Regions from separate parts of the Homo sapiens genome. Here all the other regions are linked to region 1. Evidence: chromatin loops called from intact Hi-C (ENCODE). Cell type or tissue: OCI-LY7. All regions are shown on one strand. Region 1 has its middle 160 kb from the start of LINC01148. Region 2 has its middle 2.8 kb from the start of LINC02296. Region 3 holds the start of LINC01148 (long intergenic non-protein coding RNA 1148). Region 4 has its middle 130 kb from the start of LINC02309. Region 5 has its middle 280 kb from the start of LINC02296.

What was found. Hi-C counts contacts between places; a loop is a spot of excess contacts. Peaks named below come from ENCODE experiments on the same cell type or tissue, not always from the same donor. Only the 100,000 strongest peaks of a DNase experiment are listed, where the experiment ranks them.
Region 2: a loop joins it to region 1, with 5 times the contacts of the local background. A loop is called at or near these places in 6 of 110 quality-filtered maps.
Region 3: it touches region 1 in a loop (2.6-fold over the local background); 3 of 110 quality-filtered maps call a loop at or near these places.
Region 4: it touches region 1 in a loop (6-fold over the local background); 2 of 110 quality-filtered maps call a loop at or near these places.
Region 5: a loop joins it to region 1, with 5 times the contacts of the local background. A loop is called at or near these places in 3 of 110 quality-filtered maps.

The regions. Positions count from the first base shown.
Region 1 is chr14:87,064,209-87,069,208 of GRCh38, reverse strand. No RefSeq gene overlaps it. Among named protein-coding and RNA genes, the nearest start is that of LINC01148, 160 kb to the right of the region's middle. In OCI-LY7, CTCF peaks have their summits at 2,582 and 2,793 (motif pointing right); DNase peaks (open chromatin) are centred at 1,928, 2,788, 3,668 and 4,218; H3K4me3 peaks cover 2,644 bases; H3K27ac peaks cover 5,000 bases.
Region 2 is chr14:87,613,780-87,618,779 of GRCh38, reverse strand. No RefSeq gene overlaps it. Among named protein-coding and RNA genes, the nearest start is that of LINC02296, 2.8 kb to the right of the region's middle. In OCI-LY7, CTCF peaks have their summits at 2,315 and 2,519 (motif pointing right); DNase peaks (open chromatin) are centred at 1,509 and 2,549; H3K4me3 peaks cover 946 bases; H3K27ac peaks cover 617 bases.
Region 3 is chr14:86,900,846-86,905,845 of GRCh38, reverse strand. LINC01148 (long intergenic non-protein coding RNA 1148) reads right to left here and starts at 68. Exons shown (of 5, transcript NR_038445.1): 1 at 1-68. In OCI-LY7, a CTCF peak has its summit at 2,138 (motif pointing right); a DNase peak (open chromatin) is centred at 2,145.
Region 4 is chr14:86,460,026-86,465,025 of GRCh38, reverse strand. No RefSeq gene overlaps it. Among named protein-coding and RNA genes, the nearest start is that of LINC02309, 130 kb to the right of the region's middle. In OCI-LY7, CTCF peaks have their summits at 2,438 and 2,642 (motif pointing left); no DNase peak of the experiment used is centred here.
Region 5 is chr14:87,332,937-87,337,936 of GRCh38, reverse strand. No RefSeq gene overlaps it. Among named protein-coding and RNA genes, the nearest start is that of LINC02296, 280 kb to the left of the region's middle. In OCI-LY7, CTCF peaks have their summits at 2,545 and 2,747; a DNase peak (open chromatin) is centred at 2,726; H3K4me3 peaks cover 503 bases.

The DNA.
Region 1 (5,000 bases):
CTGTAACACCCATCACCCCATTGATTTCCAGTATTAATCTGGTAGCAATAACTATCAATCTATATGTACTTACATAGGAGCTTATAGTTCACACACTGCATCACATACATTGGCACATTAAAAAACTTTTTTGCTATCTATTGTTACTGAATAGCTAACACTTGATGATTCAAAGAGTTTTTTTAGGTTTTATTTTGTTTTTAATTGACACATAATAGTTGTACTTATTTATGGGGTACAGTGTGATTTTTAAAGGCAAAATAAGATGAAAAATTGAAAAAGTTATCTGAATAATTCAAACCCAATACTAATGTCATTTGCATCATTCTGTGTTAGCAGACAACTTTCAACTTCCAAATTAACATCAGCATATTTTTTTGTAATTCAATCTTTCAGTAATTAACTATAGTAACTTATCTGCATTGTTCGCTATGTTTTTCTTACCAGGTGAGTAAATTTTAAAGATATTTTACATCTCTTTAATCTTATGATTTCATTTAGTATAGATCTATTTTCCTAAAAAGTTGAAATCATTTTATTACTTTACTTGTACCCTTTTTTTGTTCTTTAAAAAGTTTTAAGGTATAAGTGATTAAAAACAAACAAGCCAACAAAAACTAATATTCTCTCCATATATGATAATAGTAATTATTAAATAAGACTAATAAAGGAAAAATGCCATATATGATAATAGTAATTATTAAATAAGACTAATAAAGGAAAAATGCCATATCAACATTAAATAATAGTATTAAAACGTCAAGAGCTTTCAAATAAATTATTTAATAGTATTACACAATCTGCAAAACAAAAAAATATTTTTAAAAAGCATTAGGACTTTTATATATACAGGGAAACTGAGGCTTAGTGAAGTTAAGTGTCTTACTCACTCCATATTTCATAATTGGAAGAACTGGGACTAGGCTTATATCCTCTGACTTCTGGGCCAGTGATCTTTCTACAGCAGAATCGTGTAGGTGAGAATTAGGCACAGAGTCCAAGGCACAACTTGAATATGGGATTCAGTCACTGCTCATACTGTGGGTTACGTGCAGACTGAATTAGATGGAATAAAGCATACTCTAGGATGTTCCTTCTAGCGTTTTGAGAACTAGTACAGTTTTAGGAACATAAAGAAACTTTCAATTAATATCAGTCATTGTTACTATAGTTATATAGATGTAGGACAAGGACTAAGAGCCTGGGGGAGAAACTCAAAGAAGATGCAAAGGAAAAGGGTTGGGCAGATATAGCATTTTTTTTTTTTTTTTTGAGACAGAGTCTCATACTGTTGCCCGGGCTGGAGTCCAGTGACACGATCTCTGCTCACGGCAACCTCTGCCTCCCAGGATCAAGCAATTCAGCCTCCCGAATAGCTGGGATTACAGGCGCCTGCCGCCATGCCTCACTAATTTTTTGTATTTTTAGTAGAGACGCGGTTTCACTATGTTGGCCAGGCTGGTCTCAAATGCCTGACCTCATGATTCACCCGCCTCTCAGCCTCCCAAAGTGATGGGATTACAGGCCTGAGCCACCACGCCCGTCCAGATCATAGCCTTTTAATTAGCAAGAATTTGAAGTTTTTTTTAACTTTTGCATAGGCTGGGGGAGATGGGTAGAGAGAATCCATCTCTAGTTCTTTACCAGGGCTAAACCTGCATGTTTTACATTTTAATTCACAGCAGTAGTTTTTAGCTTCTTAGTCTTTTCAGTTATTTGGTAACTACTTATTGATTCTAATAAGTGCAAAACACTGCAGGTCTGATTATGAGAGGCACAAAGCTCTATTCTTAAGTAGTGGTTGACAATCTTGCTAAGGAGATAAGTCTTGAACATCTGCATTTCCAATCCAGGGCAGTGAAACAAGGCTGGGAGAGACTTTCAGACACGTGTTAACAGCAGAAGTGAAACAGAATGATTAGCAACTGATTTGTGTTCTTTCTCCCATACGTCTTTGGAAGCCACCTGTGGTGGCAACGGCTGTTAGGCCCCTCAGCAAGCCTCTAGCAAGACCTGTAGCACTGCAATGTCCAAGTACACTGCATTTTGAATATTTGAAGAAATGGTGTCTGGGCCATAACCAGGTTGGCCTTCTTTTCCGCAGGCATTGCCTCTGGGGAGCTCTGCACAGGGCCCCACACTAGCTCTTAAGTCCAGAGGCAGAAGAGTGATAAAGGATGAATGTTTTGCAAAAACCCGTACAGGTCAGCGCTCTTGTCAAAACCTGAATTCACAGAGGCTTGGGTATTTATGCCAAAAAGAAAAATCTGTGAATAAATACATGTACATGGTTTCAAAACAGTGTTTTAAAAATTCATCTTATTCAGGGGTTGTAGATACTAGGCATGACTCCGATTTTTAGGAAAAAACAATGATACATAAAGGTAAAGGAGACAGTTTCATTACTGGCTAGAGAATATGAGATGGCAAATAGTAAATTATGTATGACTTCCACATTTATCTCAAGTGAAAAGCATAAATGTGTCCTAATACTTCATTTCCATTTTTGCTTTTTTTAAAAAAAAACTTACTGATCTCCAAATGAAAGAAAATATATTTTATTAAAAGAACTGCCTATTCTAATATTACTTTACGTGCAAATTCCACTCAAGTCTTCAGCCAAGTTTTCATAAATTACGTAGAGAGAAATTAAGCAAAATTATGCTGACTACCCATTCTCCTGAAAATCCCAGGATTCTTAGTTGTCAGGAAACATATGATTCTTGTATTAACAATGTGGGTAAACCTGGTCAAGGTTCCTTTTGGCCTTGAACTTTACTGCCAGCCTATAGATGGCAGCAAACTTACACACCATTGCCAGAGTCTAACCTTTCCATTGCTACTTCCAATTACTCTTTCCTACTAGTGTTTTTATTATATGGACAAGTTATTTATGATTAGAAGTATTAAGTAATTCATATATGAATATCATAGCTTTACCAGAATACAATTCCAGAACACACTAGAAAATTGAGGGAAAACAAAAGTAAAATGAAAATAATCAGGAATAAGATTGGCAAAAAGTTGATATTCTCATAGTCAAAACTTGTTTTTGGATTTAGTGTTATTGAGTAGAAATTAAAATGGCCTTTTAATCAGGCCATTTGACATAATAACGTTCTTTAGTATTGTTTAAGTTGAACGATGGTGCCCTATTGCATAGTTTAATCATGTGTACTGCCAGTAAAGATTTTCTCTTGAAGTAAGTAAGCTAGAGTTGTTACATTTATAAGAAAACATATCCAATATGCCTAAAATAATAGGTAGCAATGACCAATTAGCAATGATAATAAGTTTTCATGTGAAGGAATCATCACCGAATGTTCTATTGCCATGGTCTTACTATCTGTTGCCCTTTCTGGAATATCATTACCACTTAAGAGAGATTTGATTCCATTTATTGATAGTGAGGCCATATAAACCTTTTGATATCAGTTGTATTCTATCCATCATTAGCTGAGAATGGATTTTTTTTTCACAGAGAATAATAGGAGATAATGAAGATAAAACCAGTTACTAAAACTAGGGTTCAGTGATCATCAGCACATTAATATTTGCATTTTAGGCCCCAAGGAACTGTTTAGAGGACATCTGCCTTATTAGCCCGGCTTCACGAGCCATAAAGGATTTTGTTTTGCATGATTCATTGTTCAACAAAATGTCATAGGAACCAGACCCATTTGCCTTCTAAAGCCACCTGTCTTCTGGCAGAAACAGGTGTGCAGTCTCCTGGAAGAAACAGGTAACATTCTCACTGTAAAGCAGCACTGACCAAAGAAAGGCCACAAGAGAAATATGCTTACAAGGGAGAAGCTGAGACCATGACAGCTTGGCCATTAGTGTGCAAGTATTGGATATGAGAGAGACACCTCTTTGTGTTAGCATCTGTTGAGGCTAAGAATTGGAGCTGGTTAGATATTAACCTCCTAAACTGGTATTTTGGAGTGATTATTTATTAGATAATAATCACCATATTTTTGTTACATCCAATTGCAGGTCTGTCACATATTTATTTATGTGACTTTTTACTTAGGTAGTGATATGGTTTGGCTCTGTGTCTTCACCCAAATCTCATGTCGAATTGTAATCCCCATGTATCCCCCATGCTGTTCTCATGTTAGTGAGTTCTCACAAGATCTGATGATTTAAAAGTGTGACACGTCCCCCCTCCTCTGGCTCTCTCTCCTGAAGCCTTGTGAAGAAGGTGCTTGCTCCTCCTTCCTCTTTCACCATGATTATAAGTTTCCTGAGGCCTCATCAGGCATGTAGAACTGTGAGTCAATTAAACCTCTTTTCTTTATAAATTACCCAGTCTCAGGTAGTTCTTTATAGCAATGTGAAAACGGACTAACACAGGTAGACTTTAAATGAACTCAGTGATCTCATCCACCTCCTTACCCAGCTCTGCTCTGTTTTTATCAATGCAAGAATATCAGGGAAATCATAGAGGGGATGTATTACATATATTTTTTCTAAGACACATAAAAACAGGCACATGATTTAACATTTAAAAATGTTTCTGTGTTTAAACAAAGTTTCTGGCACACTACATGTACTTGATAAATGTTGGCTATTGTTATTATAATTACTTTTTGATCTATATAAATCTGATGGATAATCTACAGTCAATTAGAACAGAGTCATTGCTAAAATGTTGCTAAGTACTATGAAAATTGCAGCAGCTTAATTCTTCCATAATATTTACTGAAATTTTGGAATGGGTACAGGGTTTACTTATGCATCATATGCACCAGAATCTGCACAAAGCCCTTCACATATGATGTTATATCATCAAAGAAGCAATGCTATAAAATAGAGCTAATCACATGCATTTGTCGGATGGGAACACTGAGAGTAGAATTCATTTGTATAAAGCCACAGAGATGGAAGGTAAAGTGTTTTGGAAAGGGATCACAAACTCAGAAGCCTCTAGGCACCAAGAATGTGGCACATCAGTAGCTAAGAGCAGGGAGGTGATAGTGCTTGGTGATGTTAGGTAA
Region 2 (5,000 bases), 550 kb before region 1:
CTAAAGAATTTGAAAATCTGCATACATCCACTAATAATAGAACCTGGGATCCCTGTCCCTCTGCTTCATGAGCAGAGGACAAGCCTGGTTGCACAAGCTAGGAGAGTAACCTATGAGAGCTACCACCACTTTGCTATATCTATAGGATATTGGCACCGTGCCCTAGGAGAAGAGCCTAGTCTCCAGAGTTGCCTGTTTTTGCAGTGAATCTTCTGTAACACTTAAGACTTACCGCTACATAATGGGTGAATCTGCATTCGTACTAAAATTACTCTGAGTTCTAGGACATTGGGCCCAGGGAAGAATTATGTTGGAGGAGTGGTCACAGAAGATAAAGCGGCTGTCAGTGACTGCAAACGACAAGTTCCTTGAAAATACTTTCTCTGTGTTACGAGATCAATGGGCATTCATTGGGATTTATTGATAGGCCAGGGTGATCTACTAAGAAGGTCTGGGTTTTAATGTACTGTTTAGAGAACTGGAAGAGGATTTGATGACCTGCCCTGGAAGCCTATGTGACTTTGGTTAGAAAATCCACCTTTGTGCCTTGATACTTCAGCTGATAGAATGGCAACAATGACAATTGCAGGCCATTAATCGAGGACTGGTACCAGGGCTCCTATTACCTTCTGCTGCAAGGAGGAGGATACTAAACTGATGGTTGAGCCTAGTAGATGCTCCCTTTAGGAGAAGACACTTATCACCTCATCTACTGAGAGTGTTAACTATTGACAGGTCATCGCTGTGTTCCTTTCAGGACAGGGCTACATTGCTCAAGGTCATGCCCTTCCCCTGGTATAACCTTTATCCAGTGACTTTTCATGACAGGATACAAAGGCCCAGCCTTCATGCCTCAACTCAAGACAACTTGAAGTGCCATCTCAGATCCAGAGCTTCATGTATGATTGACTGAGGCCTTTGTCACACCTGCGTCACAGTTCATCTTCTCTTTCTGCCCAGCCTTGCTCTTCTGCTCCCCGCTTCCCTACCAAACCCAAAGGTTGATCCTGAGATGTCCTTCAATAACCTTTCTGCATGTGAATCTTTGCTTTACAGTCTGGTTTCTAGGAAGACCAGTCTCCAAGAAAGAGAGTCTAAGATACTGATTATGACTTAGATATTCTAGAACCAGGATTTTAGCTAAGTTCTTTAGTTTGAGTTTTTAAATACCATTGAAGAAGGGCTTAAGAGATGTTTATCATAAAGGGTCACAAGTTACAAAAGGCTTAGCCATGCTATCATATACTTTCAGGGACCTGCAAGTAGCCAGGAGATGGATTTTGTGTGGACCTGGGAACATTCTAGAACATTAAATATAAAACCTGTCATCTAGGTGTCAGGTTTCTTGGATGGGTACATCTGCTTGCTTAGTGTTATATTGTGTTTACAATGCAGTTTTTATTCAGCCAGCTTGGCTGTTAAAGGGCAACAATCCTCTCGTTCACACCCTGAACGTTGGCGGATTCTAATCCTCCCTCTCTGTTCTGCTGCACTTCCTCTCACTGCAGATAATTTGGGGAAGTTCATTTCCTTTGTTGTCTTTCTCTTGTTCTACACTGAGGCAACATTGTTGTTTCCAGGGAGACAGTGAAAAGAAAAAGTTAATTCAAAGAGCTCTAAAGAGAAATATTAATAAAGTACACGAGAGGCCAGTAATTCAGAGGAAAGCAGAAACATCTTTGAGGAGTCTGCAGATAAACAGAGAGCTTTTCACAAGGACATATGAATATTCAAAGGTCTTCATAAAAGCTGAAATATATTTAGTGATTATAGCAATGGATTAATATTTACCATTAGGGAGCCTATTACTCAATAGTTGGAAAAGCCACAAAACATCTAGGTGCAAAAAGTAAATTATAGATGATACATTTTCTTAACATCTGTCGTTGAATAAGGTTGAGAGCAACCTATCTTTTTCAGTACCCATCCATCAACATAATACCTCTTGTCATTTTCTGTAGTTCACTGTTCTATTCTCCCTAGTACCTTTTATTTCCTTTCATGTTATAGAATTTTGGGACTTTTTGGAAGCGGTCAAAGATAGTCATTATTATCAACCACTGCTGTGCTTCTTTTTATTTAAATCAGAATAGGGAGGTTATGTGGTACTACTGGACAAAGTCTATTACCACTATTAAAAAAGCAACTTGAGAAATCTTAGGTGTGCAAATTAGTGTGGGAGTGGTCAAAGAGAGACAGAGAGTGAAGTGATAGGCCAAGGTGAAATTTGAAGTCTACACCAACGGGCAGTGAAGACGGCAGAGCAAGAGGTATTTAGTCATCTGGATGTGTCATCTTAAGTCGAATGGGGAAGAGGCAAATTCAGCTTTTCAAATAACTGCTTTTTCTAAAACAACAAAACTATCAAAAAATGACTTAATAGTGAGAAGGTAGGCAGAATAAATGATCTGTGGCCTTTTATGTATTGGTCTGTGCTTACCTAAGTAATAGCTGTTTTGATGTAGTCAATGGCCCCTGGCCATGCACTGGGGGCTTTCTTCAATCCAAGAAAAAGTGTGGCCACTGGCCACTAGAGAGCAGCAGAGAGCTAAGAACAGATCTGAGGCTCCTGATGGAGGGACTTCGACACGCCAAGGTTACCACCTCCATCAACCCGCTACCTGAGATAGATGTTCTCCCCACCCCAACCCACTTTGTTGTTGTTGTAGTTTTTGTTTGTTTGGGGAAGATATTCCAATCAAGACGCTGCTTCTGAGGTTGAATGATGCCGGGTTATCATTCAGGAAGTTGTAGCTGTAAAACCTCTCTGTGCCTCAAGGTTGTCATCAGTAAAATGGGGCTACTAATAGCACATAACACACGGAGCTTCTGTGAGCACTAAGCACAAAGACACGGGCATTCAGTGGCTACTCAGTGAACAGTGCCATCGTAAACATCATAATCATTCTGTGGGACTGGGCTTGTTCAGAGCGTTTGGGGTTAAGGTTTCTTTAGACTACTTGGTGCAGGACAGATTTCCTAATTAATTATAGTAGTGTTTCCTTCTGAGCTCAGAAGTGGTTTACAGTCTGCGTCCCCACATGCTGCAGCTGCAATCACTCTCAAATAGCCTCTCACAGATGAGGAGACCTGGCTCACTAAAGATGATAGAACTGACGGGAGATGGAATTAAAGTCTTAAAGAATCCCCTGCCTAGATACCACTCAGGACATAGGCAGTGGCAAAGATTTTATGATGAACATGGGAAAAGTAATTGAAACAAAAACAAAAATTGACAAACGGGGTCCAGTTAAACTACAGAGATTCTGTACAGCAAACAAACAAAAAACCACCCCCCTCCAAAAAAAAAAGCTGTCAACAGAGTAAACAGACAGAATGGCAGACAATTTTTGCAAACTATGCGTTCAGCAAAGGTCTAATATCCATCATCTATGAGAAACTTAAAAAAAATTTACAAGAAAAAAACCACAACCCCATAAGGAAGTGAGCAAAAAAATAGACACTTTACAAAAGAAGATATGCATGCAGCCAACAATCATATGAAAAAAGCCGAACATCACTGATCATTAGAGAAATGCAAATTAAAACCACAATGAGATAGCATCTAACACTAGTCAGATGGCTATTATTACAAAGTCAAAAAATAACAGATGCTGGTGAGGTTGTGGTGAGAAAAGGATGCTTATTAGTTCAGCCATTGTGGAAGACAGTGTGGCGATTCCTAAAAAACCTAAAGAAGACAGAAATACCATTAACCCAGCAATCCCATTACTGGATATATACCCAGAGGAATATAAATCATTCTGTTATAAAGACACATGCATGCGTATGTTCATTGCCAAACTATTCACAATAGCAAAGACATGGAATCTATCTAAATGCCTGCCAATGACAGACCAGATAAAGAAAATGTGGACCATGGAATATTATGCAGCCGTAAGAAATGAATGAGATCGTGTCCTTTGTGGGTACATGGGTGGAGCTGGTAGCCATTATCCTTAGGAAATTAACACAGAACAGAAAACCAAATACCGCATGTTCTCATAAGTGGGAGCTAACTGATGAGAACACATAGACACAAAGACGGGAACAACAGACATTGGGGCCTTTCAGAGGGTGAAGGGTGAGAGGAGGGACAAGATCAGGAAAAGTAACTACTGGGTACTAGGCTTGATACCTGGGTGATGAAATAATCTTTACAACAAACCCCCATGACACAAGCTTACCTATGTAACAAACCTGCATTTGTACCCCTGAACTTAAAATAAAAGTTGAAAGGAAGAACCCCCCTGCCTAAAAGTGATGTTCCTTCTGAAAGTAGGAGAGGCTGGTTTGGAACAATGAAATTAGAAAATATGGTTTCATTACCTTTCAGCCAAAGGTCACTTTAATTGGGCAACTTTATTTTAATTAGAAGTTTTTAGGGTCTTGCTGTTCCCAAAATGTTGGTCTTCAAGAAGGTTAATATTTCTGTAATATAGGTAAATTCCAAACTGGCCCTTGGTTGGATATTCCAGTAAAATAAGAGCTTACTGAGCCCCTGCTCTGGACACAGTATTGTGCTGGATTCTATGGGAGATCCAGGCAGTGTGGAAGAAATGGTCTACAATTCAGGATCATAACAGCCGACACAGTAGGGGGCTGGATGAATCCAAGATGCTTTCCTGTATTTATTACTTCCTGAGGGATTTTTCTGCACAGAAAGGTAACTGGAAGATGTAACTCACTAGTTTTCCAAATAATGACTCATAGGGTTAAGACTGGAGTCACAATGCCAGAACCATATTTCTTTTGTTCACACTCTGAGGGGTGTCGTAAATATCACAAACTATTGACTTTTCACTACCTGTTTTCTCTTTTTTCTGGTTAATGATGCATCCAAGTTGGCTTAATGGACAAAGTTACTCACTAATCACCAGGATAGACAAGTAAACAAAAAAGATCTACAGTAAAAGTATAGTGTGGGGAAAATAAATTGGGGCTTTGGTTGAAGTACGCTAAATATAAGTCAATGGTGGGATGTGGCAGGCAAAAGAGAT
Region 3 (5,000 bases), 160 kb after region 1:
CCGGCTCCCTCAGCCTGCAGGGAGGTGTGGAGGGAGAGGCACGGGCGGGAACCGGGGCTGCGTGCTGCGCTTGCGGGCCAGCTAGAGTTCCGGGTGGGCGTGGGCTTGGCGGGCCGCGCACTCGGAGCGGCCAGCCGGCCCTGCCGGCCCCTGGTAGTGAGGGGCTTAGCATCCTGGCCAGCAGCTGTGGAGGGTGCGCCGGTTCCCCCAGCAATGCTGGCCCACCGGCGCTGCGCTCGATTTCTCGCTGGGCCTTAGCTGCTCCCCCGCGGGGCAGGGCTTGGGACCTGTAGCCTGCCATGCCTGAGTCTCCCCGCCCCGACGACGCCGTGGGCTCCTGCGCGGCCTGAGTCTCCCGGACGAACGCCGCCTCCTGCTCCAAGGCGCCTGGTCCCATCAACCGCCCAAGGGCTGAGGAGTGCGGGCGCACGGCGCGGGGCTGGTAAGCACCTCCACCTGGGGCCCCAGTGGGAGATCCACCAGGTGAAGCCAGCTGGGCTCCTGAGTCAAGTGGGGACTTGAGAATCTTTATGTCTAGTTAAGGGATTGTGAATACACCAATTGGCACTCTGTATCTAGCTCAAGGTTTGTAAATGCACCAATCAGCACTTTGTGTCTAGCTGAGGGTTTGTAAATACACCAGTCAGCACTCTGTATCTAGCTAATCTAGTGGGGACGTGGAGAACTTTTGTGTCTAGCTCAGGGATTGTAAATGCACCAATCAGCACCCTGTCAAAACGGACCAATCAGCTCTCTGTAAAACAGACCAATCGGCTCTCTGTAAAATGGACCAATCAGCAGGATGTGGATGAGGCCAGATAAGAGAATAAAAGCAGGCTGCCTGACCTAGCAGTGGCAACCGTTGGGGTCTCCTTCTGCATTGTGGGAGCGTTGTTCTCTCACTCTGCAGTAAATCTTGCTGCTGCTCATTCTTTGGGTCCACACTGCCTTTATGAGCTGGAACACTCACTGCGAAGGTCTGCAGTTTCACTCCTGAAGCCACCGAGACCACAAACCCACCGGGAGAAAGGAACAACTCCAGACGCGCCGTCTTAAGAGTTGTAACACACACTGGGAAGGTGTGCAGCTTCACTCCTGAGCCGGGGAGACCACGAACCCACCAGAAGGAAGAAACTCCGAACACATCCGAACTTCAGAAGGAACAAACTCTGGACACGCCGTCTTTAAGAACTGTAACACTCACCGCAAGGGTGGTGGCTTCACTCTTGAAGTCAGACCAAGAACCAACCAATTCCAGACACAGAGATATGTTTGCCATACAAATTATTGTTCTGCCGGGTAAATGAAGTTGCATGTATCTTTCAATATAAAATAAGTGCAAATTTTATATGCCTGTTTGGGAAAAATAGTACCTTTGTTTGATTTAAAACACTTTTCTTCTGTTTTTAAATTTTAGACTTTTCTAATGGAGTTGTATATAGCTGTTTTTGAGCAGCTGTTTGTAAATGAGAAGCTGTGATGGAAGAATCTTAGGAAAGTGATGAAGGCTGTTCTTTATTTCAACCCTAAAGAGACTATGAAAAGGAACTAGACTGAGCAAACACTAAACTTGGATTATTGTGTTGTGATGTGATTGTGTCCTTTAGGCCAAAGGCGAATACCCCAACAGTATGATTGGGAGTTGGGTTTCTCCTGAAGGGAATGGCATTTCCTACAATCGATAAACCTGGGAAGAGTTCAAAGATGGGACAGGAAATAAGGAATTGAAACACGCGGCCTGGATTTTTAAACTTCATAGGGGACAGACTCTTTTGCTATTATGTCTACTCAAGGTCGAGTAAACACAGGTGTTCACATGATGATGATGCCTTGGTTGCGTGTAAAAAGACTCAGAATTTAAGTAATTCGAGTAACTAATTACTAGGCCATATCAGGAAATGACTGACTTCCAATTGCCAAATGGCTTGTGGTGCCATCATTTGAACAATCCCAGATTGAGTTCCATTAATTGCAATGATAACAGACAAACCACTGTGTTATGCAATTATGAATACAAGGTCATTGTTGTGATGTCTATAAAATGCCTTAATGTGGGGGATAATCTTCTATGTACCACATTGGTGTTGCCAATACATGTTTCTGCCGCAAAACAGACAATAGACCCAGAGATTCTGTTCCCCAATAAATTGCCACTAGGGGGCAGCAGGAGTTTATTTAATACAAAGTAAAATCAAAAGTATTTTTTTCTTTTCTCTTTTTTTTTCTTTTTGAGACAGAGTCTCGCTCTGTTGCCCAGGCTGGAGTGCAATGGCACAATCTCAGCTCACTGCAAGCTCCACCTCCCGCGTTCACGTCATTCTCCTGTCTCAGCCTCCCGAGTAGCTGGGACTACAGGCGCTCGCCACCACGCCCAGCTAATTTTTTGTATTTTTAGTAGAGACGGTGTTTCCCAGTGTTAGCAGAATGATCTCGATTTCTGACCTCGTGATCCTCCCGCTTCGGCCTCCCAAAGTGCTGGGATTACAGGCGTGAGCCACCGCGCCTGGCCTAATCAAAGTATTTTCTAAAGTACCAATGTTCATACTAGCAGTAACAAAATAGAGGTGTAGTAATGAGTTCTCACTGACTTTTCTCTTTTGCAGATTGGTTTTTAGAAGACTATAAGCAATCAAAATAAGACTAGAAGAAAGTCTTGAAGCACCTTTGACTGTTTTCAAAGAAAGCAGATGGATGATATCTGGATTTGCCTGATGCATCCTAATCTGTACCAAAGAAACTGTATTTCAATGGTTTTGTCTCTTTCTGTGTTACAAGAGCAGCCACTCCACTGCTCTTTCATTCAGTGTTTCCATACAAACCATGTTCTATGTCATTTTCATAATTTTCAAATGACTGAATCTTCAGTTAAGAGAATTATTTGATCTCAGAGACTTAAATCCCTAATCAATGCAGAAAAAAATTTAATAGGAAAGCTTCAGCATAACTTTCATATATTGTAAGGCACAGAATCCTGTTATTTCTCTTCCTGAATGATTCCAAAATTTCCCTCCCCCTCCCGCTTCTACTGCCTAAATTTAAGTCTGTTATCTCTCCCCTGTGTCATTACAAAAGCCTCCTAATTTGTCTCCCTGCAACTGGTGCCTCCTTCATCTGACTCAAGCTCTCCCTGCAGCTAAAGTTTTTGTTAATGCGACTGGATAAGAGTTCTGTCTACTCTCCCTTAGTCTCGTTTGTGGGTCCTTCGTCCTCTTTCTGACCTCAAAATCTCTATCTTCTATGTTAGTCTTAACCAATTTATACTCCTTCCCTAAGGGATATCATATTGTCCAATGGCAGTAGAGACCAGATTAATGTTTTGGACTCTCTTCAGTCCCTGAGTTGTAACATTCGTTTTCACATTCATTTGAATGTTGAATAAGCATCTCAACTTCACAAGTCCAAAATAGATCTCTTGATTTCTCAAGCTCCCACCAACCAGTGCCTCCGGCCTTCTCCATATCTATAAATGGCATCATCCTGACTTTGTTATTCATGCTCAGATCATGACTCTCTCTGCCTGAAAATCCATATCACATTCATTACCAAGTCTTGTCAGTTTTGCCTGCAAAATATTCCCAAGAATCTATCTCTTAATCCTCTGTCACCACCACAACCAATTCTTGCATTGTTCTCACGAAGAAGGCAACAATTAACTCCTAACTCACTTCCCTGCTTCCACTCTTGCCCCAGTCAATCAATTCACACAGAAGATGAATGACTTTTAAAAAATCAAATTGTGTGACTTCTTTGTCCTATACTCTTTAATTATTTCCTACTGGAAAAATTATGAAATGTAATCTTCTGTCCATGCTCGTTAAGACTCTTCATAATATGAACCTATCTCTCTTTCTGACCTTATTTCTTATCACTCTTGTACTTATTCCTTCCACTGTATTCATAGTCATCTTTCCAATCCTTGTACATACAGTACTGTCCCACTTTCAGGCCATTCTACTTGCTGTTCTGTTGGCTCAGAAGCTTCCCCCGACATCTTTTCATGACTTGCTCTTTTATATCCACTTTTGCTTCAGGTCTTTTCTCAGAGAGGCCTTCCCTATACTAGAACTGTCTCAACTAGAACCTCCCGGGATAGCCTGTTGCATTGGTGGTTTCTAATGAAGCAAGGTCCCTGGGGTTCACACACGAATGTGGTCCCTTCCCTTGAAACAGGGCTAACTCTGGGGCTCAATATAATCAACAAGGGAGGTGACACATTGCTGTTTATGGGCCCAAGCCATAAATGGCCTCAAGAGTTCTGCTTTTGTGTTCATTCGTTTAAAAATATGCATAAATCTAGATATGTTCACTCTCCATTTGTGCCTTTCCTACTGCATGTAAATATTCAAATGAAGATTTTTGCATAAAAGTAAAAAAATCTTTTTTCTCCTTTGTGACTGACTACAGAATTGTTAGGTATACTCAGAGATACCGTCTGGCACACACAGGTGTGGCTCATTGGCCTGTTTCTTATTGGTCATTGGTGCCCATGGGTACCAATTACAACATATTCTCATTACCTCTGCCTAGGTTCCATGATATTAATTATCTACAAATAGTTCAGTCTGCCTATAGATCTCTCTAGTCCACCCTTTCTAAGATCAGCAATACATTTCTCTTAGTCAAAATCCAAAAACATTGATTCTCTTTCCTAAACCAGCTACTTCAAGACACACCCTATCCTCCTTCCATACGATTATAACATACTGACCATCTCTTATGTTTCAGAAACATTCTTCTACTTGTACTTTGGAATCCAATGAACTCTCTCTCTCTCTCTTCACTTCCTCTCTTTAGAGTAATCTTCCTTTGGTATATTCAACCTCTCTTTTGTATTGGTTCTTAAGGATGCTCAAATACATACATTCATACATATATATAATATTTCAAATAAATATGTAGAGAAACATAAGTCAACATTTACTCTCCTTCAGGTATCACTTTGACTTGTTATCCATGCAGAATCATGTCTCTCTAAATAAATTTTTCTACCTGCTTCTTCC
Region 4 (5,000 bases), 600 kb after region 1:
AGGCTGTGTCCCTTGTGTAGCTAAATTATGTATTGGACAGCCAAAGAGGCAAGGTGTCCTTTAATGTCAAAACAAATGGTATCAGGAAGTTAAAAAACAGAAAGGTGAAATAGGAAGTTAAAAATTTCCTAAGTGCCTACTTAGTCTATGTATATGTATATAGAAAATAAGGAACTGCCTATGAAATCAAGAAAAAAAAAAGAAAGAAAGAAAGAGGAGGAGAAGGAAAGAGAAGAAAGGGGGAGGGAGGAAAAGAGGGAAGGGGGAAAGATAACCAAACGCTCTCACAGATCATCATAAAATTGGCAACTGGCAAAACCATTCAGGAAGATCATGCAGTTGGATTGATGACTGAACACATTTTGTGACTGAGTCAGTGTTGCTCCTACTATTTCCCCACTCCTGCAGAGAGAGACTGGCGGATGGGTAACAGGAACCGCTCTCTCAGCTTCTGTTTCAGCCAACAGCCAGTATTTGCTGCAAGATGAAGCCTGGCAGGAATCTAACAGGCTAAGCGTGATGGCCAGCCAGACTGCGTGTGAAGCCACTGCCTGAGGATAAATGAGGGGAGGCAACAACCTCTACAACAACATAGTAGTGGCAGCTTGTTCATCACAAGCCGCATCACAACAGATGCAGTGGTAATTAAATTTGGGGTGTGGATCTCAGGCAGTCACTTTCAAATAGGCTGTCAAATTTAAATAGAACCGCATCCAAAGAGTTTCTGCCTGGCCATCTGCATTTGGGAGGGGGTTTTATTTATCAAGACCCAGCAGCCAGATTGCTTTTAGTACCAAGCTTATGGATTCTAATAAGTTTTTTCTGCTTAATTACTTGCCTATTTTACTACAATGACTACTGTGGACTGTGTTCTTTGGAACTGACAAAGCCTTTTGCCCACTATAGTTATTTCCTGATTAAAAATAGGCCATCCAATGTTGTGTGCAAGTTATGTTAATTCACAATAAATATATTTTGTCTTGCATGACCACAGACATTTTCACTGATTATTCCAGAAAGCTTATGTTATTGATAGGACCTATATTATAACTATCCTAGGATAAAGGTGGGTAGATATATGCAGAGCAATGAGACATCTCGCGAGTGAGTAGAAAACAAACTTCTATTCCAGTAATTGTTGAACTATACCATACTGTTTTTCAGTTCATTCCTTTTTTAAAAAAACGTATAACCTTGCCACCAGTAGATTTTGATATCCAAAATAATACCTCAGAGTAATCATTTACGGGAGAAACTCTGGGATGGAATTTTCTATTGCTGTCTACTCAGTCAGCTTTGATGATAAGCCTACTGCAATAAATACTAAACATTCACTTCATTATTATTCTTTTTCCAAATTGGCAGAAAGCCAGCCCTAGATGATATTCCACTTAAATTTCTAACGTTTGTGTAGAATAATATTTGTAATAAATCAGATTATCAATCTTGGTCAGACAATTCACTGCCTAAAACATAAAGCTCCCCAAGGGTCTGAAAGCCAGTAAATCCTAGGTGGAAAATTATCTCATTAAATCTAAACCCAAGTCTACATGAGACAAATGTTTCCAAGCTCTACTTTGCAGTCCAAACATTCCTGGATCCTCCCATGGATGTTGAGATTCCCTCCCCTTTCACCCTTTTCATCTTTCATCTATCGGTAATGTGCATACCCATGCACACACACATGCAAACAACTGATATTCAAGCATAGGGAAGGGCTCAATCTAGACTGCAAAGTTAACTACTAAGAAATTAAAATAATGAAAAGCTCTATCCTATATGAAACATAGAAGCACTAATTAAATAATATGTAAGCACCCAGGACTAAGTATACATGTAGACAGATTTAATGAAGTAATATAATGGTGATCTGGAATTAGTTCTGATCCAAAAAATCTTCCCTCATTTGATTATTATTGGTACCTCATTTATTTAAATGAAGAAGAACTAAAATTTAATGCAAATATAGTTGAGAGTTGCACTTACTGAATTGGCAAATGTTTACTAAACTCTTAACTGTGCAATGAGCAAGATGCTATAAAAACTGTGTGTAAAATATAGGCCTTGATCAGAGCTAGTCCACAATCCTTTTGCAAAGAGAAGGCTCACACACAGTAAATAATGCAAAGCAGAGTGTGACCAAGGATTAAAACTGATTCCTTTATAAATCCTATATAAAAAGATACAATGTGTATCTTTTAAGAAAAGTCTCGTGGAATCTACTTTGGAAATAATGGTTGAAAGATTATCATGAAGGCAACAGATTGGAAAAACCAAGTGATTCCAAAATAATCCAGGGCCTATGGCCACTGAATTTATGTAAAAGAAAAGTCTAGGAAAGAGCCTGAGAAATGGTTTAAATTTGATTAAGAGGTAAGAACATAGCTTTAATAGAATTGTGTCTGGGGTTTCTGGTTAATGAGGAGAGCCATGAGTCATTTTGCTGAGCATGGCTAGCATAGGAGTTTTAAGAAATAAGGGTGTAGTCCATAAAGGAGGGGGATTAATATGGTTTGGCTTTGTGTCCCCACCCAAATCTCATCTTGAATTGTAATCCCCATGTGTCCAGGGAGAGACCTGGTGGGAGGTGATTGGATCATATTTCCCCTTCACTCTCTCTCTCTCCTGCCACCTTGTGGAGAAGGTGTTTGCTTCTCCTAAACTTTCTGCCAAAATTGCAAGTATGCTGAGGGCTCCCCAGCCATGCCGAAGTGTGAGTCAATTAAACCTCTTTCCTTTGTGAATTACCCAGTCTCAGGTAGTATCTTTATAGCAGTGTGAGAATGTACTAATACAGGGATCATTTGATGACAGACATGTTGATGAAATGAATGGAGAGGCAGATGATATTATAAGAAGTGAAACACCAAGCAGAACAGAGAGACCTGTGCAGAAAACTGCCAACAGTCTTAAGTTGAAAATATCCCCTAAATGAGAGACATCTTTTGTCAATACTTCATGTCAAATAAGCTTGGTAATTTTAGTCAGTTATTAAACATCTAACCAACACTGGGCAAATTATTTTCATTGTTTCCTAGAAGATTTTGGGTGAGGAGGCAGGCATGTAGAGTCCACAAAATAACTATAACTACCAAGGAAGGGAGGATTCCAAGAAGACAAAAACACGACTTACTAAAGAGACTAGCAAATTGTACACAGGATTTCATCCATTGCCCAGCAATGGCCAGCTCTGAGGAGAATGATGTTTGTGGCTTCTTTCCTGTTAGAAGAGTTAGACTGAGTTTAAGACAAAAATAGGTATGCTCCTACCTACCCTATAAAATGAACACAAATAATTCAAGGGTGTAGTGAATGAAAATATTCCCACAATAGCAATGTAGAAAGCAAACTATGCTTTAAATCACAGCAGAAAGAACATGCCTTTGAAACTTTAGGCAATTAATTTTATGAGTCAACCTTTATTGAATTCCTATAATGCGCTGGGTTCTTTCCAGTTTTCTCAGAACCTGAGTTGGATATAACATGTATACAGTGTTTACGTTAATAATATTTTCAGAGATAAAGTTGCATTATGTACCTGGAGCATACAGTTGTAAACATTGTGAATAATATATTCATATATTTACTGATTGATATGGTTTGGCTCTGTGTCCCCATCCAAATCTTGTCTTGTAGCTCTCATAATTCCCACGTGTTGTGGGAGGGAACTGGTGGGAGATAATTGAATTATGGGGGCGGGTCTTCCCCATGCTGTTCTCAGATAGTGAATAAGTCTCACGAGATCTGATGCTTTTAAAAATGGGAGTTTCCCTGCACAAGTTCTCTCTCTTTGCTTGCCACCATCCAAGATATGACTTTCTCCTCCTTGTTTACAACCATGATTGTGAGGCCTCCTTGGCCATGTGGAACAGTAAGTTCATTAAACCTCTTTTCTTTGTAAATTTCCCAGTCTTGGGTATGTCTTTATCAGTAGATTGAAAATGAACTAATACACTGATTAAAGCCCTCATTTCTTCCATTTCAGGGCTAATTTTATACAAGTGTTGAAGCATAAGTTTTTTTCATTTAAGCTATCCTTTTAACTTATTGATTTCTTAACTCAGTGGTTCTCATAATGTGTCTGGGATGCACAGCATCAATTTCACCTGAGAACTTGTTAGAGTTGTAATTTCTAGGCCTTCACTCAGGCCAAATGAGTCAGAACTTGGGGGGGTAGAGTCCAGTGATTTGGGTTTTAAGGAGCTTTCCAGGTGATTCAGACACATACTCTAAAGTTTGAGAAGTATTGCATCACAGCCCAAGGCATGGTGAACTCCCAACTTGCTCTCCTTTTATCCTTTAATATTTGTAATCTCTAGGTTGACATATGTGGCTTCATATCTATATGGACTAGGATTTGTTAAGAGCAATTGTACATATATTGTACATTAACATAATTGGTGTATTTGTATATGTATGTTGCCTTTTTGTTTTTTGTTTTGTTTTGTTTTGTTTGAGATGGAGTCTCACTCTGTCATCCAGGCTGGAGTGCAGTGGTGTGTGATCTCAGCTCACTGCAACCTCCACCTCCCAGGTTCAAGCGATTCTCCTGCTTCAGCCTCCTGGGTAGCAGGGACTACAGTCATGTGGCACCAAGCCTGGCTAATTTTTCATATTTTTAGTAGAGACGGGGTTTCACTGTGTTAGCCAGGATGGTCTCGATCTCCTGACCTTGTGATCCACCCGCCTCGGCCTCCCAAAGTGCTGGGATTACAGGCGTAAGCCACCGCACCCAGCTGTATATGTATGTTGTCTTTCCACAGTGAGTTTATGGGCTTTTTGTAGACTGAGACTATTTCCTACTTTGACATAAATTCGTCGTTGTCAACTTGTTTTTGTGCCTCAGCAGACATTTGCCAATGTCTGAAGAAGTTTTTTATGTCATCATGGAGGTAGATGCAACTGGCATCTGGTGGGTAGCATTCAGTGGTGCTTCTAAATGTCCTATAATAAGCAGGATACTGCCCCACCTCAATAAAATTATCTGGCCCTAAATGTTA
Region 5 (5,000 bases), 270 kb before region 1:
TCTCATTTGTGGAATCTTAAACTTAAACCAATTGAACTCATGGAGATAGAGAGTAGAAGGATGGTTACCATCACTGGGAAATGGAGGGTGGGGGTATTCTGGGGAAGTGGAGAGGGTTAATGGATACAAAAACAATAGTTAGAAAGAATGAATAAGACCTAGTATTTGTTAGCACAACAGAGTGACTGTAGTCAAAATAATTTGATTGTATATTTTTTAAAAACTAAAAGGGTATAATTGGATTATTTGTAACACAAAGGATACATGCTTGAGATGATGGATATTCCATTTACTGTGATGTGATTATTATGCATGCCTGTTTAAAAATATCTCATGTAACCCATAAATATATACATCTACTATGTGCCCCAAAAATTAAAAATTAAAATTAATAAAAAGAAAAAAAGAGGTAACCTTCTGTAGAATAAGGAAGCAATAGCAGCAATGGAAACTGAAGCATGGTAGCTGCCTTGAGAAGTAATCCTTAATATTAGAAGTCACTTTTTTTTGTGTGAGGATCCTTCCATGTAGTAGCTTTATTCTTTGCCTTTGGGAACTTAGCCTTCTTTTGGTCTCCCTCCTGAAAGCTCTATCAACTGCAAGGCTAACTGGATTCAAGGATGGTGCATACTATCTCAGTCTGAGTTTTTCTGGGTAACAGCTCTCTGCCTTTCTTGATACAAATTTATAATCGTTATCATCGAGATGAGGAATTTGTAACTTGGAATACATGGGTGGGTTTTAAAGAGTTAGAAAAATCCCTGTAACTTATTATAATTTTTGAGTAAGATTTTATGTGCATATTCCTATAAAAAGAATCCACAGTTCTAAAAGTGTATATTCTCAAAGGTATCTATTAAGGAAAACAGGGTTCAATGACATAAATGAAACCAGGAATATTAAATGTCTTTGCCAATTTCAAATAACTTTTTAGTAGCACAATCAAGACATCAAGTTCCCAATATAGTTTGAGAAATTATTTGAGTTTTGTGCCAATTATGCATGTATTTCTAAAGGCAAAATACAGAAGCCTTTTCTTCTTACTAAATATGCCCTTCATTCTGGGAATGCCACGATGGCATTATCAGCTTCACCTCACTCCCCATGTCTGGTGATCCTGGCAGAGAACCATCTAGCCAAGAAGATGACTGAGGCCAACCCTTCCTCAATTATTTCTTTTTTTGTAGAAATGCCATTAGTAGCTAGTACAATACCTTTTGCAAAAATATATTGTTTTTATGGCTTCTTGATATTTCCACTTGATGTATTTACATATAGGTAAGTTTATTCTCATATCTTGATTGCCTGAATGGTCTCATAGCAGGATTTGAATAACTAGAGAAAACCTTAATTGTATTTGAGGTGGCTTTTATCTTTTGAAAAAGCTTCTAGATTTAAAACATTACTAGTCTTCGTTTCTTCAGGCTATCATAACAAAATACCATAGACTGGGAGGATCATGAACAACAGAAATTTATTTCTCATGGTACTGGAGTCCAGGAAGTTTAAGATCAAGGCACCAGCTGATTCAGTGTCTGGTGAGAGTACACTCTCAGGGCAAGGCTGGAAGAGTCACCCAGGCAGAGAAATGGCTGAGCAAGTGCAGGAGGTGGCCAGGGCTGAGGGAGTCCTAGCAGGTGAATATGGTGTGTGTTTGACACAAGTAGTATTTGAAGGCTTGCTTCCATCCTGAACTGTTGTTTGTGGAATGTTGGGAAGGGCATTTATTCTCTATGGGTCTCAGAATCACCTATAAAATGGGGTAATTAAGAGACCTTTAAAGTCTAAAATTCTACAATTGCATATACTAGCAGTGAAACATTTTGAATTTGGGATTTATGTCCTCCACCCCCAAATAAATTTTCTGGGGAGGATCTAGGGGCATTAACTCATTCAAATCTTTGCAGGATTCAACATTTATCTTTAATGTAACCCTGAATAGCAGCCAGCTGATTTATAATGGTACATTTTTACATCTTCAATACATAGTAAGGAAGAAACATGAACTGAAACCTTTAGAACAGTTGTAAACAGCATGGAATCATATAGATGTTTTTCCTCTGGAAAAATCAATCAAATATTAGTTCATAAGAATATTTTGATTCAACTAATTAATCAATTATTAATACTTAGAAGTAAATTGTAACTATACATTGTTGGTTGGATTTTGATGTATAAACATAAATTGAGTCTCCTTGTGACTCTATAATACATGCAATGTATTATATGTATGAGATGGCTAACCTTTACAAACATGATTGTTTTTACTCTTGGTATTATTAGACATATTTCCAGGGAAATGCAAACCACAGAAGTAACTTACAGAAAGGGATTTCTATGTAATATTATCTATGCTCCCTTTAGTGGAGGAAGGAGTTTAGCATGGGAAGTAGATCCAAGAGAGCATCTGCTTTCAACAGAATCTTGCACATAAACTCTGATTCCCATGGGTTTAGGGAACATGCTCAGCATGTGGAGCAATGTTTTCTGTTACTTTCATTTTCAAATTTCCTATTGCAAGCCTCTTCTTCAGAGATGTGTTTCTGTTTTAATTGGGCTTTGTCTGTTGCTCTATACCTGTCAGGTCTCAAATGTTGTTCCATAATTCTTAGATACGATTAAATGGTAACCAATTCATCATTATCTCAGAGGCAATTTAAAGCCTTATGAGTTGGATTTTTGTTCACATACACATGGCGAAAAAGAGAGGTTGTCTATGATGAAAGGTGACTGTTTCCCTCAGGGAGGCAGTATAATGCTGTGGTAAAGGGCACAGGTTCTGGAATTCAAATTTCAACTCAGAGGAATTCCAATTCATTCATTCATTTAACAAATTTTTATTGAATTGTTACTATGTCCTAGACACTGTTGTAGGTGCTAGAGTGTAACAGAGAAAAAAAAAACTGCCCTTGTTTATCTTCCATTTTAATGAAGGAATTAAAAACAAACAAGATAAATGAAAACAATATATACCTAAATATATTAGATCATGATAAGCGTAGGGAGAAAAGGAAATTAAAAGAGGGATTAGAAGGTTAAAATTTTAGTTTAGCCCAGGGAGGTCTTACTGAGAAGATATTTTGCCAGGAGCAAATGCATATTGTCTTAGTCCATTTTCTGAGGCTGAGTAATGTATTTTAAAAATAATAATGATAAAAGAGGTTACTTAGCTCATGGTTCTGGTGGCTGGGGAGTTCAAGGTCAGGCAGCTGCATCTGGCCAGAAACCTCATGCCGCATTATGATAGCCGATGGCACCACAAGATAAGAGTGTGTGAAAAAGAGGCAAAACATGAGGGATAATTTTATGGTATAACAACCCACTTTTGTGGAAACTAATCCAGTCCCTGGAGAGTGAGAACTCACTTCCATGAGATAGTATTAATCCCTTCATGAGGGTGGATCCCTCCAAACCCAAATACTTCCCAAAGGTCCCACCACCTCTCAACACCATCACGTTGGGGTCCAAGCCTCCACTTGAGTTTTAGGGAGGACAAACCATATTCCAACCATAGCACATGTGTTGTGTTACCTAGAATTTATGTAATACTTTTCTGCAAAGTTTACAATAGTGTGTCTCTGTCAGAACTCTTTGCTGGGCTTCTGCCAGCATTTGGAAGGGCCTTGTGAAAGTGGGGGATCTTAAGCTTCATTTGCTTCACGTTAAGCACACACCTAAATCTGACACTTATTAATAATCAGGGTGACTTTGGCCAAGTAACTTAACCTCTCTAAAAAGTTCCCAGCTGTGAAATGGAGATAATAAAAGTATTAGTTCACTTTATTGGATATATTATAAGGCTCAGACAAGATGATGTATAAAAAAAATTCGTCATTGTGTTAAGCACAAAATAGATACTAAATTCCTAAATTCTTAAATGCATTCTTATGTGTCCTGTCAGTTTTGCCTACTTGCTTCTTACTTTTTCTTTATTTATTTAACTACCCAGGCTATTTATGTGTTCACCGTCATGTTTTTAAAGCAAAATGTTAGTTAAATTAAAAATCCTGATTTAGCTGAGCTTTTTTAAGGTGCCCAAGTCTGGGAAGAAGGTAAAATGACATAAATGAAGCATCTACCTTTTATATATATTTATTTATTTAAACTTCTATCACACTAGGAGCACTTGCAGTATTATTAAACTCATCTTTTAGATGGAGACAGAGAGGCTGAGAAATATTAAGTAAATTGTCTAGTCACTCAGCTCAAAGAGCTATAACTGGGATTCAGTCACAGATATGTGTACTTAAAAGTTTATACTGTTTCCATAAAGTCTGAATGAATAAAATCTTCCACAGAAATGAATTATTCATAAAATGAAGGTGCTATTATCAGTCTTGACCTTACAAAAATTAATTACCTAAATAAGGCATGGTATTTACATATTTGTACCTGGTCCATTAAGGACTCAGAAGCAGAGGAAATTGGCAAAGATAAGAGGAGAACTGAATTTGATTTTCAGCCTGAATTATTGTTAGTATGTTTAATACGTGTAAATAGGCTAAGAGCATTTGCTGAAGAACACTTAGGAAATAAAGCCATATAATGCTACCCAGGTCTCTTTACAAAATGGCTATTCTCTCAAAAAGTCTACACTTCAGTCTGGCAGGCTCTCCCAGGGGTTGGTGCCTGAGAGCCTGGAGATGAGATCCTGCTCATAGGATCAGCCTACACATTGCATAAAGGCCTCCCCTCCTCTAGCAGCTGGTCCAGTTCTCCTGATTCCCACTGGGGATCCATCTGTTCTTGAATCTCAATGCCAGCCTTGTCCTGTGGGAGCCACTGAAGCTGGTGATGCCCTTGTGGAGTATGCCTGCCCCTGCTCTTACTAATGTAAGATTAGTGATTAGGCCCGACATGGAAGATTGCTCTTCCGGAGTTGAGCTAAAGGACACAAGAACAAAATAAGCATTTCTGATATGGACACTATGACCGCACACTTGCCTGGCAAAGACATCAGCTTATTTCACTTCACTTGAATTGGGGCCAAAAAGGGAGAA